Regions from separate parts of the Homo sapiens genome. Here all the other regions are linked to region 5. A link is a contact called in ENCODE Hi-C or POLR2A ChIA-PET data. All regions are on one chromosome and are shown on one strand. Each heading gives the region's core, a stretch centred on a gene start or an enhancer-like site at or near the end of the contact. The rest is flanking DNA. Distances are from core to core; before and after follow the strand shown.

The links. A loop is a pair of places that touch in the nucleus more often than their neighbours do. ChIA-PET counts read pairs that join two places held with the same protein, here RNA polymerase II (POLR2A). Pooled maps may share reads with other maps.
Region 1: a map of CD4-positive, alpha-beta T cell shows a loop between it and region 5 (12-fold over the local background). The contact joins two enhancer-like sites. A Hi-C loop is called at or near these places in 18 of 168 maps with a recorded cell type or tissue (A673, CD4-positive, alpha-beta T cell, CD4-positive, alpha-beta memory T cell and 14 more), 10 of 37 single-sample maps with no recorded cell type and 31 of 50 pooled maps. POLR2A ChIA-PET finds 5 or more read pairs at or near these places in 1 of 52 experiments (WTC11).
Region 2: a pooled map shows a loop between it and region 5 (2.6-fold over the local background). The contact joins two enhancer-like sites. A Hi-C loop is called at or near these places in 2 of 168 maps with a recorded cell type or tissue (HCT116 and naive thymus-derived CD4-positive, alpha-beta T cell), 11 of 37 single-sample maps with no recorded cell type and 13 of 50 pooled maps. POLR2A ChIA-PET finds 5 or more read pairs at or near these places in 3 of 52 experiments (CD4-positive, alpha-beta T cell, T-cell and activated B cell).
Region 3: a loop to region 5 is called in a pooled map, with 4 times the contacts of the local background. The contact joins two enhancer-like sites. A Hi-C loop is called at or near these places in 2 of 50 pooled maps. POLR2A ChIA-PET finds 5 or more read pairs at or near these places in 2 of 52 experiments (Panc1 and activated CD4-positive, alpha-beta T cell).
Region 4: a map of naive thymus-derived CD4-positive, alpha-beta T cell shows a loop between it and region 5 (7-fold over the local background). The contact joins two enhancer-like sites. A Hi-C loop is called at or near these places in 4 of 168 maps with a recorded cell type or tissue (CD4-positive, alpha-beta memory T cell, K562, PC-9 and 1 more), 3 of 37 single-sample maps with no recorded cell type and 10 of 50 pooled maps. POLR2A ChIA-PET finds 5 or more read pairs at or near these places in 1 of 52 experiments (Panc1).

The regions. Positions count from the first base shown.
Region 1 is chr19:40,633,166-40,635,865 of GRCh38, forward strand. No RefSeq gene overlaps it. Among named protein-coding and RNA genes, the nearest start is that of LTBP4, 33 kb to the left of the region's middle. Within about 2 kb of position 1,451, at least 8 of the 41 ENCODE cell types and tissues checked have a DNase peak (open chromatin) inside an H3K27ac peak, as active enhancers do.
Region 2 is chr19:40,611,909-40,614,608 of GRCh38, forward strand. It overlaps LTBP4 (latent transforming growth factor beta binding protein 4), which reads left to right. Exons shown (of 30, transcript NM_001042545.2): 14 at 1-76; 15 at 165-284; 16 at 1,157-1,288; 17 at 1,496-1,621; 18 at 2,008-2,130; 19 at 2,407-2,538. Among named protein-coding and RNA genes, the nearest start is that of LTBP4, 12 kb to the left of the region's middle. RefSeq lists an enhancer at 1,997-2,544. Within about 2 kb of position 1,408, at least 36 of the 41 ENCODE cell types and tissues checked have a DNase peak (open chromatin) inside an H3K27ac peak, as active enhancers do.
Region 3 is chr19:39,817,199-39,819,898 of GRCh38, forward strand. No RefSeq gene overlaps it. Among named protein-coding and RNA genes, the nearest start is that of MIR6719, 11 kb to the right of the region's middle. Within about 2 kb of position 1,258, at least 3 of the 41 ENCODE cell types and tissues checked have a DNase peak (open chromatin) inside an H3K27ac peak, as active enhancers do.
Region 4 is chr19:39,791,974-39,794,673 of GRCh38, forward strand. No RefSeq gene overlaps it. Among named protein-coding and RNA genes, the nearest start is that of LEUTX, 14 kb to the left of the region's middle. Within about 2 kb of position 1,403, at least 2 of the 41 ENCODE cell types and tissues checked have a DNase peak (open chromatin) inside an H3K27ac peak, as active enhancers do.
Region 5 is chr19:40,142,451-40,145,150 of GRCh38, forward strand. No RefSeq gene overlaps it. Among named protein-coding and RNA genes, the nearest start is that of MAP3K10, 48 kb to the right of the region's middle. RefSeq lists an enhancer at 2,053-2,202. Within about 2 kb of position 1,346, at least 7 of the 41 ENCODE cell types and tissues checked have a DNase peak (open chromatin) inside an H3K27ac peak, as active enhancers do.

The DNA.
Region 1 (2,700 bases), core at 201-2,700, 490 kb after region 5:
AAACACCTAACACAAGGCCTTGGTGGGGAGGAGTGTCAGACAAGGAGTGGCTCAAGGCTCCACAAAGGGGTGACAGTTGCACAAAACTGTCTGTACCAAAAATCATTGAATTATACACTACACATGGGTGACTTGTGTGGTATGTGAATCATAAGTCAATAAAGCCCTTCTTTAAAAACGCCGACTCTACAAAGCGTTTCAGAAAGTTACCCTCCAGCTGATACAGGGAACCCGACCCAACCACTAATTCCTCAGTCATTCATTCAACAAATATTTTCCTGCTTTGCAATAAGTGAATTCGAGGAACACAAACTTTAACCCAGCCTTGGGGGGTGGTTAGGGAGGGCTCCTGGAGGAGGAGATGTTGGAGCTGAGAGTTGATTACTGTAGGGAAATGAGCAAGATGAAAGGGGTGGAGGTGCCTATAATCCCAGCTACTCCGGAGGCTGAGGCAGGAGAATCTCTTGAACCCGGGAGGCAGAGGTTGCAGTGAGCCAGGATTGCACCGCTGCACTCCAGCCTGGGCAACAGAGTGAGACTCTGTCAGAAAGAAAGAGAGAGAGAGAGAGGAAGGAAGGAAGGAAAGAAGGAAGGAAAAGAAAGAAAGAAAGAAAGAAAGAAAGAAAGAAAGAAAGAAAGAAAGAAAGAAAGAGAAAGAAAGAAAGAAAGAGAGAGAAAAAGAAAAGAGAAAGAGGTGGAGAACCATGTTCCAGGTGGAGGGGACAGCACTTCCGAAGGCCTAGAAGTAAGAGAGCAAGTGTCTGTTAGATGTCTTTCCTTTGGTATCTAAGGCCTGTATTGGACAACAATGGTGACAATCTTGGTGCCTGAGAAATCCCAGGCCCTTGCCTTCATGGGGGACACCGACACATCACCACACATGAGAGCCTGTGCTGTATGGGGGAGGCACAGGCAGGGGTCAGGCTGCGGTGGGGGAAGATCAGAGGGCATGCATGCCCAGAGGAGACACTTGATCCAGTCTGAGAGATGATCAGGGAAGGCTTTCTGGAGAAAGAGACAAAGCTCTGAACAGTCTCTGTTTGGGCGTCTAGATCCCTTTGAGAATCTGTCGAAAGCTCATTCACAGAAGAAAAACTCACACAAACAAAGGTTGCAGGCAATTTCCAAGTATTCTCATCCTTCCTCGGAATCTTCTGTGGGTATCCCATTCCCACCCCGCCCCCACAACCACCTTGCTGCATAAATGTCCCAGGAATTGCGACAGGGCTGGCCAACAGTGCTGGAAAACTGCAATCGAATTTCAGCATCCTGGGAGTGGGATCTTTCTTCTGAGATCTCGCCCGCCGCCGGGCCTGGAGGGTGTGCCCCATGGATCTAATTGTTATCCTGCCTGCATCCCCTGCACTAACCCCCAGACCTGGCGTTGGGGCTTCTGGCACTGGCCGGGACCGACGCGTTCTCCTCTGGAATGTTCAGAGGGAGGTAGTCCAGGCGGTCACCGCGCTCGCCAGACAAGCAACGCAGCGCCCCCCGATGGCCACCGCGCGCCGGCGCAGCCCAAGCCGGCTGCGCCCCCTAGTGGCCGATGCTCGTAAAGTCTTCAGCGAGCCCCGAGCTTTTGCTAGCCAGCCCTTGGTTTTGCAGGCTGGGGTCATCGTCGTTGTCATCGTTGGCATCATCATCATCATCATCATCATCATCATCATCATCAATAGCTAGTAGGCTTGGCGTGGTGGCCCACACCTGTAATCCTAGCACTTTGGGAGGCCGAGGCAGGTGGATCACTTGAGGCCAGAAGTTCGAGACCAGCCTGGCCAACATGGTGAAACCCCGTCTCTACAAAACAGTACAAAAAAGCAACCGGGTGTGGTGGTGGGCACCTGTAATCCCAGCTACTCGGGAGGCTGAGGCATGAGAATAGCTTGAACCTGGAAGGCGGAGGTTACAGTGAACTGAGATCGAACCACTGCACTCCAGCCTGGGCAACAGAGTGAGACTCTGTCTCAAAAAAAAAAAAAAAAAAAAAGCTATGATCATCCAGGCAGTGATTCATGCCTGTAACCGCAGGGCTTTGGGAGGCCAAGGCAGGAGGATGTCATGAGGCCATGAGTTCTAGACTAACCTGGGCGACAGAGCAAGAGCTGTCTCTATAAAACAAAACAAAATGCTATAGACCAGACGCAGTAGCTCACACCTATAATCCCAGTGCTTTGGGAGGCCAAGGCAGGCGGATCACCTGAGGTCAGGAGTTCGAGACCAGCCTGGCCAACATGGTGAAACCCCATCTCTACACTTTGAAAACCACTACTTTAACTGTCTCTCCCACAGGGAGAGCTGCCTCCTTCACTCTCAGCTCATTTGGTTCACATGTTGACCCTACTGGAAGACTCCAGACCTGGCCAGTGAGAGAATCCCTTCCCTTCAGCCTTTGCAACTGGCTTAGGGACAGGTGTGTCCCTGAAGCTGGACTGATGAGCATTGGCTCTGGAACTACTGCTGATTGTTGAAGAAGGGGCTTCCTAGACATACTGTGCTGAAAGGGCACAGGCTTGGAACACTGGGTTCTTACATGGGAGAAGAGCTGGCCTGAAAATGCAGCCAACACGAGGGGAAGCAGCGCTGGGAGAGGAACAGAGAGACTGGTGCCTGGCGCACGTCATCTGCACCTCTGTCTCACCCTTCTCCAGAACATTTCTTTGCATCTTACATCAAATTTGTCAGCAAATTCTGTCGGCTCTA
Region 2 (2,700 bases), core at 158-2,657, 470 kb after region 5:
GAGAACACAGAAGGCAGCTTCCAGTGTGTCTGCCCCATGGGCTTCCAACCCAACACTGCTGGCTCCGAGTGCGAGGGTGAGGCCGGGGAGGGAGGGAGGAGTGTGGATGGGTGAGGGGGGAGTTGGACCACTTCTTCAAGGCCACCCTCTCCCCTGCCCCCCAGATGTGGATGAGTGTGAGAACCACCTCGCATGCCCTGGGCAGGAGTGTGTGAACTCGCCCGGCTCCTTCCAGTGCAGGACCTGTCCTTCTGGCCACCACCTGCACCGTGGCAGATGCACTGGTGAGACCAGGCCCTGGCTGTGACCTTGGGCCTGCATCATGACCCCCGACCCTTGACCCAGATCACAACTATGACCTGGCCGTAACCTCCTGACCTGGACCTCAGTCCCTCAGTCCCCAGAGCCTGTGACTCCTGACCCTGACCTGGACCACAACTCTTGACCCTGAATGTGACTCCTGAGACCCAACTTGACAGTAACATTTGACCCTAACCATCACCCTTGATGATAGTCCCTGCCCATACCCTGATAGCAATTGTGACCCTCATGACTCTGGCCCTGAATGTGACCTATAACTCCTGAATTTGACTGTGACATTTGACCCTAATCATAACCACTAACCATAGCACTGACCATAACCTTGACTGTGTGACTCTTGGTCCTATCTCTTTCACAGCCCCTGCCTCTTCTCAGAATCCCTTCTCTGGAACCTGGTTGGGTTCATAATCCCTGACCCTGGCCCCTGACTTGAGGCAGAATTCTGGACCCTGACTATAACTTCTGATCCTAACTGGATTCAGATTCCAGTCACTAACTCTGACCCATGGCTCAGCCGAATCCCATCCAATGATCCTAGTTTATAATACTTGACTGGTCCCTTGCCCTAGTTGATTTCTGATCCCTGTCTGATCCCTCTCCTGACTCCAAAATCCTGGCACAGGTAGTTCCTAGAAACCTAGACCCACAGGACTTGCAACCATGGTCCCCGGAACCCGAGAACCTTGGTCAGCCCTACCCACCTCTGCCATAGAGCCCTCCCCCAGCCTCCAACTCATGAGACTTCCCACCACCTCCCCCAGACACCCTACTCCAAGGGGATTGGTCGGGTGTGTCCCGAGACTGGACCCTTTCTGAACACCCCCACCCCCCACAGATGTGGACGAATGCAGTTCGGGTGCCCCTCCCTGTGGTCCCCACGGCCACTGCACTAACACCGAAGGCTCCTTCCGCTGCAGCTGCGCGCCAGGCTACCGGGCGCCGTCGGGTCGGCCCGGGCCCTGCGCAGGTGAGCAGCATAGGGACCCGCCAGAGAGTCTGGGAGTAGGGCCTGGGTTCCAGGGCAAAGCCGGCTGGAAAGGTGGAGGCGGGACCAAGGCGCTGTGGGAGGAGCTTAGAAACCTGGCATTGGTGGGGGCGGGGTTACTGCGATGTGGGCGGAGCTTGTCTGGGAGGCCGGGTCCCGTGACTCCGCCCAATCTCCCGCGTACCCTAGACGTGAACGAGTGCCTGGAGGGCGATTTCTGCTTCCCTCACGGCGAGTGCCTCAACACTGACGGCTCCTTTGCCTGTACTTGTGCCCCTGGCTACCGACCCGGACCCCGCGGAGCCTCTTGCCTCGGTTCGTACCCGGGCTGATCCTGGCCCCGGAAAGGGTGGGCTTAGGGCAGGAAAAGGCGGGACGGGGAGAAGAGGGCGAAAAGGGGAAAACGAGTTTTTAGCCGGGGTATTCCAGCAGGATCAGGGGGCAGCTGGTGGGAGTCTCGAGGCAGTGAGGGGGGGCGGGGCGTGGAGATGAAAGGGCCGAGTCTGGGTATTTGGACCGTGATTGTAAAGAAGCTGTTCTAAACCCGTCGGGGGGCGGTGTTTGCAGGGAGGGAAGTAGCGTGAGGCAGGTTGGGGAAGGCGTGAGAGGCCTAGGAGAGCCGAGGGGCGGTGGAGGGGTGTGGCCTAGAATGTTAGGCGGAGCGGGAGGTGGGCCGGGCCTTCGGACGCCCTGTCCCGCAGACGTTGACGAGTGCAGCGAGGAGGACCTTTGCCAGAGCGGCATCTGTACCAACACCGACGGCTCCTTCGAGTGCATCTGTCCTCCGGGACACCGCGCTGGCCCGGACCTCGCCTCCTGCCTCGGTGAGAGGCCCCGCCCCGGCCTGATCCCTCCTCCCTTCGACTCCCCGACTCGCCGATTGGCCTCCCACCTCTGTCTTTCCTCCTCCGCTTCTCCCCTCCCCTTACCTCTTTCCCCCGCCTCCTCTCCTAGCCTCCCCAACTCTCCTCTACCCCAATCTTCTCCTGCCCTCTCCTCTGCTTCCCCGGCCTCCCCCTTCTGACTCTCCTCTCCCCTCTTTGTATCCCCCATCTTGCCTCCCTGCTTCCCACATCCGACCACCCGACCTCTCTCCTCAGACGTGGACGAATGTCGCGAGCGAGGCCCAGCCCTGTGCGGGTCGCAGCGCTGTGAGAACTCTCCCGGCTCCTACCGCTGTGTCCGGGACTGCGATCCTGGGTACCACGCGGGCCCCGAGGGCACCTGTGACGGTGAGCCTGCCCCCACCCGCCTTCGCTAGCGCTTGCAACGCGGTGCTGGAGGCTGCTCCCTTGGGGACTGAGGAGGGGCGCCCTGCTTCCCAGACTTAGGCGGAGGGAAAGAACACCCTCTCACCGTATCTCTGTAGTGGAAATAAGCCGCCACCGTGTCCA
Region 3 (2,700 bases), core at 8-2,507, 330 kb before region 5:
TGTAAAGAAATGAGGGAAACAGAAAGTCATCATTATAATATCACGGTAATAACTGCTACAGACCGGGTCCACTGATGAATGCTAAAATGTGTGGGTAAACTTGAAGGAGAAATGGGATATTTGTGCAGCCTCCAAGTATCTCCCTATTTCCCTCCAGGAATCAGGCTTAGCTCTCCTCTGAGTGTGGGCTGGATTTAGTGACTTGCTTCTAACAAATGAGTAAAGGGAAAATAGTGGTATTATCGTTGGGAAATCTGCAGACACCACTTTCATGAAGTGATCAGGTTAACCTCACCTCAGTGAGCATTCTTCCCAAAGCCTAAAATCCCAGTCTAACCACGAGCAAAATGTCAGACAACCTCAGACTGAGGGCCATTCTACAAAAACATCTCACCAGTACTCCTCAGAACTGTCAAGGTCATGAAAAACAAGGAAGGACTGAGAAATTGTCACAGATTGGAGGAGGCCAACGAGAAATGACCAACAAATGCAACATGGTATCCTGGATTGGATCCTGGAACAGAAAAAGGACATTAATGGAAAAACAGGAGAAATAGGATTCAAGTCTGGAGTTTAACAGAATATTAATCCATGTTAATTTCTCAGTTTTGACAAATATACAATAATTATGTAAGATGCTAACACTAGGTGGAAGTTGGGTGTAGGTATAGGGAAGTCCCTGTATCATCTTTGCAACTTGTCTGTAAATCTAAAATTATTAAATTTTAAAACGTTCACAAAACTTTAAGTCTCCTCTGCAATATGGCTCGAGGTGGTCCCCCGCGGAGTTCCAAAGCACGCTTTGTTTGACTCATCCTTCAGATCTCATCTTACATGCTCCCCACGCCAGGAAGTCCCACCTGACACCACAGACTGGGTCAGGAGCTGCCTCTGGCTCCCACAGTCCCCCTGTGGCTCCCCTATCCTGGCCCCAACCCCTCTGCCTCCCCATCCCAGCCCTGGTCACTGTCTGCCGTTGGGGTTGTCTTCCCCACTGGACTGTGAGCTTTGCGAGGGCAAGGTGGAGGCTGTCTCAGCCATTGCTGTGTCTCAGCCATTGCTGTGTCTCTCTTGAGTTGAGAGTAATGCGTGTCTCCCTGACTCCTCTGGGAATACCCATGAACAGGCAGAAGCTGCGCCTGAATCCTCCCAACTGACCCTTAACGCTTCACAGCCCAAGGCCTGCCAGATCCACCTTCCTGGTATCCCCTTTCCTGTTTGCTCAATCCAGGACACATCTGAGGCAATATAAATGGTCTGTCTCACCCATCAGCCAAAAGAGGGTCAAATCATCTCCAACCCCTGCCACACCTGCCCACCCACATGTCCGCCCTGTACACCAAGTGTCAGAAACACATGGTGACTGTGAATGTTTGGGGGGCCTGCCCAGTCCACAGCCCTTCTGAGCAGACAGTCATCACTATAGGAACCCTCCAGCTCCAGTGAGTTGAGCAGGGTTGGATACCCGACCCTGGAAATCCCATTCCTATCTGGGAAATTCGGAATGAAGACTGAGGGGCTGCGGGTAACTGAGCTGGAAGATCACATAGAGTGGGGGCAAGAGTCCACCCAGGACCAACCCAGCTGCCTGAGAACAGGAAGCAGCCAATGCAAAGAGAAGCAGAGACCACAGGGCCCAGTGGAAAGGAGGAATGTCACACCACTGTCTCACTTCTGCTTCTATTCTGTTCTCATGAAGCCCTTGTCAGGTTCTTTCCATCACTACCCACAACCAATCACAGTGAGTTCTGCCTTCAAAATGCACCCAGACTCCAATGACTACTCATTCTGCCCCTGCCCTGGTACAGGCCACTGTCATCTCACCTAGATTATTGCAGCAACCTCCTCACGGGCCTCCCTGCTCTCATTCTCAGCCCACACTTCCATCTATACACCCTCCCTTAGTGATCCCATCCTGGGCTTTAATACCATAAATATGCCAACTACTCCCAGCCCAGATCTCACCCTTCAATGCCAGTCTTGTATAAGCTCCTGTTTGGCCAGTGGGTCCAGTCAGAGGCTAAACACGCCCACACTCTCTCTCAGTCTTGTCCATACAGTTAATGGCACTCCCTCCTTCCTCTGTGCAGACTAAACGCCATAGTGTGGTCCTTGACTCTTCTTTCTTACCCTACATACCTGATTCTCCCTTCAAATTATATGCAAAATCTGACCACATCTCCCCACCGCCCCGTTAGCACCCTGGCCAAGCCACTATCATCTCAGCTGGACTGCACAGTGGCCTCCTCACTGGCATCCTGCTTCCACCCTAGTAGCCACATGGGAGCCAGAGGAACCCTCTTACCGTGGTAGATCACATCGCCTCAGCTCACCATGCTCTCCCTGCCACACATCTCATCAGCTTCAAATTCAAGTCCTTCCCATGGCCTCCCGGTCCCACCTGACCTTGCCTTGGTCTCCTTCCCTCCCACTGTGTCCAGTCAGGTCCAGTTCACTCCTTTCTGCTCCTCCAGCACACCAAGCATGCCTCGGGGCCTTTGAATTTGCTGGTTTTTTCTACCTGGAATGTCCTTCTTCCCAGAATATACATACAGCCAGCTGGTGTCCTCCCTTTCTGTGAGGTCCATTAACGTTTTTCTCAAAGAGGTCTTCTTTAACCCCTCTATCTAAAATAGCACCTCTTCCCACTCTCTAGTCTTCCAACCCTCAACTTCTACAGCTCTGTTCACTAATATTAGC
Region 4 (2,700 bases), core at 153-2,652, 350 kb before region 5:
TGACCTGGAGGCCTCAAGATGTATCGATAAACCAGGATGGTAGCAGCTGCGGAACTGTGAGGTGCAGCGGTCCCCAATGTTTTTGGCACCAGGAACTGGTTTCGTGGAAGAAAATTTTTCCACAGACGGCAGCGGTGGGGTGGGTGGGTTGGGGTGGGGGATTGTTTGGGGAAAATTCAAGCATAATACATTTATTGTGCACTTTATTTCTATTATTATTACATTATAATATATCATCAAATAAGTATACAACTCACCATAATGTCAAATCTAATGGGAGCCCTGAACTTGTTTTCCTGCAACTAGATGGTCCCATCTGGGGGTGATGGGAGACAGTGACAGATCATCAGGCATTCGATTCTCATAAGGAGCATGCAACCTAGATCCCTCGAATGCGCAGTTCACAATAGAGTTTGCGCTCCTGTGAGAATCTAGTGCCCAAGCTGACCTGACAGGAGGCGGAGCTCAGGCTGTAATGCCAGCGATGGGGAGTGGCTGCAAATATAGATGAAGCTTTGCTGGCTGGCCCGCTGCTCACCTCCTGCTGTGGCGGTCTGGTTCCTAACAGGCCACCATGGGTACCCGTCTGTGGGGGTGGGGAGCGGGGGTGTTGGGGACCCCTGGTATAGAGTGCTCTCTTGTAACCCACCCATCCTCTGAGTGCAGATTTGCAAATACAACCACGTTCTCTAGAAGGGACCCTATGAGCTGGAGGATAAGACCACAGCCTGGAGTTTTGCTTTTGACTTTCGTAATGTTTAGGCATTTTTTATGGTGAGCATAGCTTACTTCTGAAATTTAATAAACGACTGTATTAAGCGGTGAAATAGTGAGTACACGGTTGTTTACTTTGTTATTCTGTTTGCATGAACATTTAAGAAAAATAAAACATTGAGAATTGTTGGTGGCAGGTGTGGTGGGAGCTTTTTAAAACAACAACAACAACAAAAGCTGTTCCCTACATGTAACAGGGATGTCTGTCTTCGGAGGAATTGGTGAGCTGCATCTCACCCCCCGGTGAAGCAAGGGGTCGTGGTGGTGGAACTTGACTGGGAAGTGGGAACTGATCCTGGGGAGCAATCCCAGAAGCCTGGGGCTAAGCCATGTCCTGAGAGTTTGGGAAATGAATGTATTAAGCAGCCCAGATGCCTAACTCCAGGGTCACCACCAGCCTTTGAGCTCCAGGGGGCGCTCCGCGAACATCCCATGAAAGCGCGCGGGGCGCTTGGGATGATGTTTGCAGGGGAACTGAGCCAGGCTGTGGTCCTCTGTGCCATCTCCTGCCGGTGGGCAGCACTCCTGTTGTGCACAGGGACCCCTGTTTCCTAGGTCCACAAACTGGTCGGGAAACACGAGTTGACCCGGCCGCCCCAACCTGCTTTCTAACAAGAGGTTCTGTCCAAGTTCCCCGCTCGACTTTCAATATGTCACTCAGCGCTTAAGCCTCACCCCTTATCCTTGATGTCCAATCAGGAGCGAGGGTTGGATCCCCAGGGGCCTGGGGAGGCAGAGGGTTCTTTTTTTTTTTTTTTAAACCTAAAAATTTAAATGAAGATGAAAATGGAAGATTCTTCATGGAAGTTTTAATGGCAACAATTAGTCTACGAAAAAATAGGAAGTCTGAATGGACCAATAACCAAAGAACTTACAAAGGAAGTAAAAGATCTAAGAAAGTCCTAGAAGGTTTTATGGGCAAATTCTGCTATACATTCCGACAAATCGTAATTGTACTGTCTCCTTAATTTTTCTGTAAATCTAAAACCATTCTAAAATAAAAAATTTATTTTAAAAATGTATCCAATCCCCCTCGTCCAAACCTTTGAAATGCTAAAGATTTCTTTTAAAACCCTCAATATCTCTGATTATTTTGTTAAGGTTTTTGTTTAAGACTATCTATTGAAGGCAGGGCACGGTGGCTCACACCTGTAATACCAGCACTTTGGAAGGCCAAGGCTGGAGGATCACCTGAGGTCAGGAGTTCGACACCACTCTGGCCAACATGGTGAAACCCTGTCTCTACTAAAAATACAAAAATTAGCCAGGCGTGGTGGCCCTCGCCTGTAATACCAGCTCAGCTACTCAGGAGGCTGAGGTGGGAGAATCGCTTGAACCTGGGAGGCGGAGGTTGCAGTAAGCCGAGATCGCACCACTGCACTCCAGCTTAGGCGAGAGAGGGAGACTCCTCTGTCTCAAAAAAAAAAAAAAAAAAAAGAGAGAGAGAGAGCATCTATTGAAGAGTGAGTTTTCTTACAATGCCCAAAGCAACTGTCTCCTTCTTTCCCTGGCCCTCTCCATGTCTGTATTCACATAGAGTCTACATAATGGGCAAATTGTGATTAACAACTTTGTCTCCTGCCTTTAAAAAAAAATCCTAAAATCCTATCATACTCCAGGCCGTCTCCACGTCTGCTTAATGAACTGTCTTAATTTTTATTTATTTATTTATTTATTTATTTATTTATTTATTTATTTATTGAGACAGAGTCTCGCTCTGTTGCCAGGCTGGAGTGCAGTGGCGTGATCTTGGCTCACTGCGATCTGCGCCTCCCGGGTTCAAGTGATTCTCCCACTTCAGCCTCCCGAATAGCTGGGATTACAGGCACGCGCCGCCACACCCAGCTAATTTTTGTATTTTTGGTAGAGACGGGGTTTCACCATGTTGGCAAGATGGTCTCGATTACCTGACCTCGTGATCCACCC
Region 5 (2,700 bases), core at 96-2,595:
TTCTCCTGCCTCAACCTCCCTAGTAGCTGGGACTACAGGCACGTACCATGACGCCCTGCTAATTTTTGTATTTTTAGTAAAGATGGGGTTTTGTCATTTTTACCAGGCTGGTCTTGAACTCCTGACCTCAAGTGATCCGCCCACCTCAGCCTCCCAAAGGTCCTGGGATTACAGGCGTGAGCCACCACACCCGGCCCATGTGTACACACATATATAGTCACCTCCAAGATGTAGTTAAGTGAAAAAACCAAGGTGCAAATTGGTATGAACAGGATGTACCTTTTGCTCAATAGAGAGGAAAATGAATACATATGTTCATTGGTTTATATTTTCCAAGTAAATGGAATGTCAAAACAATTTTTGCGATTGGGACTCAATCACCCACAAAACAATGGTTTTGGTTTTTTGTTTTCTTGAGACAGGGTCTTGTTCTGTCACCCAGGATGGAGTGCAGTGGTATGATCACAGCTCACTGCAGCCTCCACTTCCTGGGCTCAAGCGATCCTCCCACCTCAACCTCCAGAGTAGCTGGGACTGCAGACGTGTGTGACCACGCCCAGCTAATTTTTTACTTTTTATAGAGATGGGGTCTCATTATGTTGCCCAGGCTAAAACAATGTCTTAAAGTAATTTAAGATATATTAATTTGACATAAATCCCTAATGGGGTATATCCTCCTGGAAAAAAAAGCACCATAAGAAAATCTTAAACTATATTTAGTCATCATATTACTAGTGATAGTATTGATATTTTAAAATTTTATATATGCACATATATATTCAGATATGCATATATATTCACATACTTCAAAACGTATGCTGATGTCACTACAATTCAAAATTCTCTTTTTTTCTTTGAGAATTCAACATTCTCTGAATAAGAAAAAAGAGGCATAATAATAACATTTTAGAAGTTGTAAAGGGCAAAACTAAACTATGGACACACATTTGGATAACTAATTACTATAAAGAAACACAGAGATGATTGCTATAAAAGTCAGGCTGGCCAGGCACGGTGGCTCACGCCTGTAATCCCAGCACTTTGGGAGGTCCAGGCGGGCGGATCACCTGAGGTCAGGAATTCAAGATCAGCCTGGTCAACATGGCGAAACCCCATCTCTACTAAAAATACAAAAAAATTACCTGAGTGTGGTGGTGCACATCTGTAATCTCGCTACTGGTGAGGCTGAGGCATGAGAATCACTTGAACCTGGGAAGTGGAGGTAGCAGTGAGCCGAGCTCATGCCACCTCACTCCAGCCTGGATGACAGAGTGAGACTCTATCTTAAAAAAAAAAAAAAAAAAAAGTCAGGCTGAGGGTTAATTTTGGTAGAGAGAAGGGAGGGGCTGGGCCTGGGCGCCTGGGCTAGGGCACGTGGAGAGGCTTATGAACAGCTGGCAAATTCTATTTCTTGACTTACATGTGGTTACAAGTGGCTTGCCTTAAAATAACACAATTTGTGTGTTTCGCTGAATTTCAGGAACTCCTATTTTAAGAACTTCCTGGGGTTTTTTTTTTTTTTTTAACAAAGAAATGTAGTACTTTGTTTTTTAAAAGGAAGATTTTTATTATATGAATCAATACCTAATAAATTAGAAGCAAAGCCTCTTGCAGAGAAAAAGATCCACCAATAAGGAGATCTGCGTTTCTTCAGGGGAAAAAAAAAATCATCTCCATCACAGAATTGAAAACAAAGGAATAATCGTACAGATTTGGGAAGCTGGGGACTTTGCCTTTGTTTTCCTTATTTTAAATTAGGAATGCTGGCTGATGAAATCAGAGCACCCTGTGAAAAGAACTGTACCAGACATCTTGATCAGCACCATTTTGGGCCTCTGCAATGTCAAATAAATTTGAATATATTTTTGCTTTTACAACGTTATGCTAGCTGTGAAACCACTTGAAATGCAGCATTTCCTGACAATGACAAAGCTCCTCCACGGGAAACTCTCTTTCTTTCTAATGTGTTAAGAAATAGACTTACATCAAAAAGAAAAGCATTCTCTATGAAACACAAACGCTTTGGAAGTGTCTAAAGGTGCCACAAAGGTTGCAATTCTCTCTCCACTTGCAAGAATTTTTTTTTTTTTTTCCCGAGATGGAGTCTTGCTCTGTCACCCAGGCTAGAGTGCAGTGGCTTGATCTCGGCTCACTACAACCTCCACCTCCCAGGTTCAAGCAATTATCCAGCCTCATCCTCCCAAGTAGATGGGATTACAGGCACATGCCACCATGCCCGGCTAATTTTTATTTTTAGTAGAGACGGGGTTTCACCATGTTTGCCAGGCTGGTCTCAAACTCCTGACCTAGTTGATCCACCCACCTCAGCCTCCCAAAGTGCTGGGATTACAGGCGTGAGCCACCAAGCCTGGCCTTTTTTTTTTTTTTTTTTTTTTTTTTTAAAGACAGGGTCTCACTCTGTTGGCCAGGCTGAAGTGCAGTGGTGTGATCTCGGCTCACTGCAACCTTGAACTCCTGGGCTCAAGTGATCCTCCTGCCTTGGCCTCCCAAGGTGCTGGGATTACAGGTACCAGGTGAGCCTTCACACCCGGCTCACTTACAAGATTATAGTGAGATCAAACGTGGAGAACTTCTGATCCAGATTCAAATGGTCTAGATTTATATTCTGGCTCCCTCACTTACTAGCTGCGTGACCTTAATCAAATCACTTAACCTCTCTGATTCTGTGACCACACACAT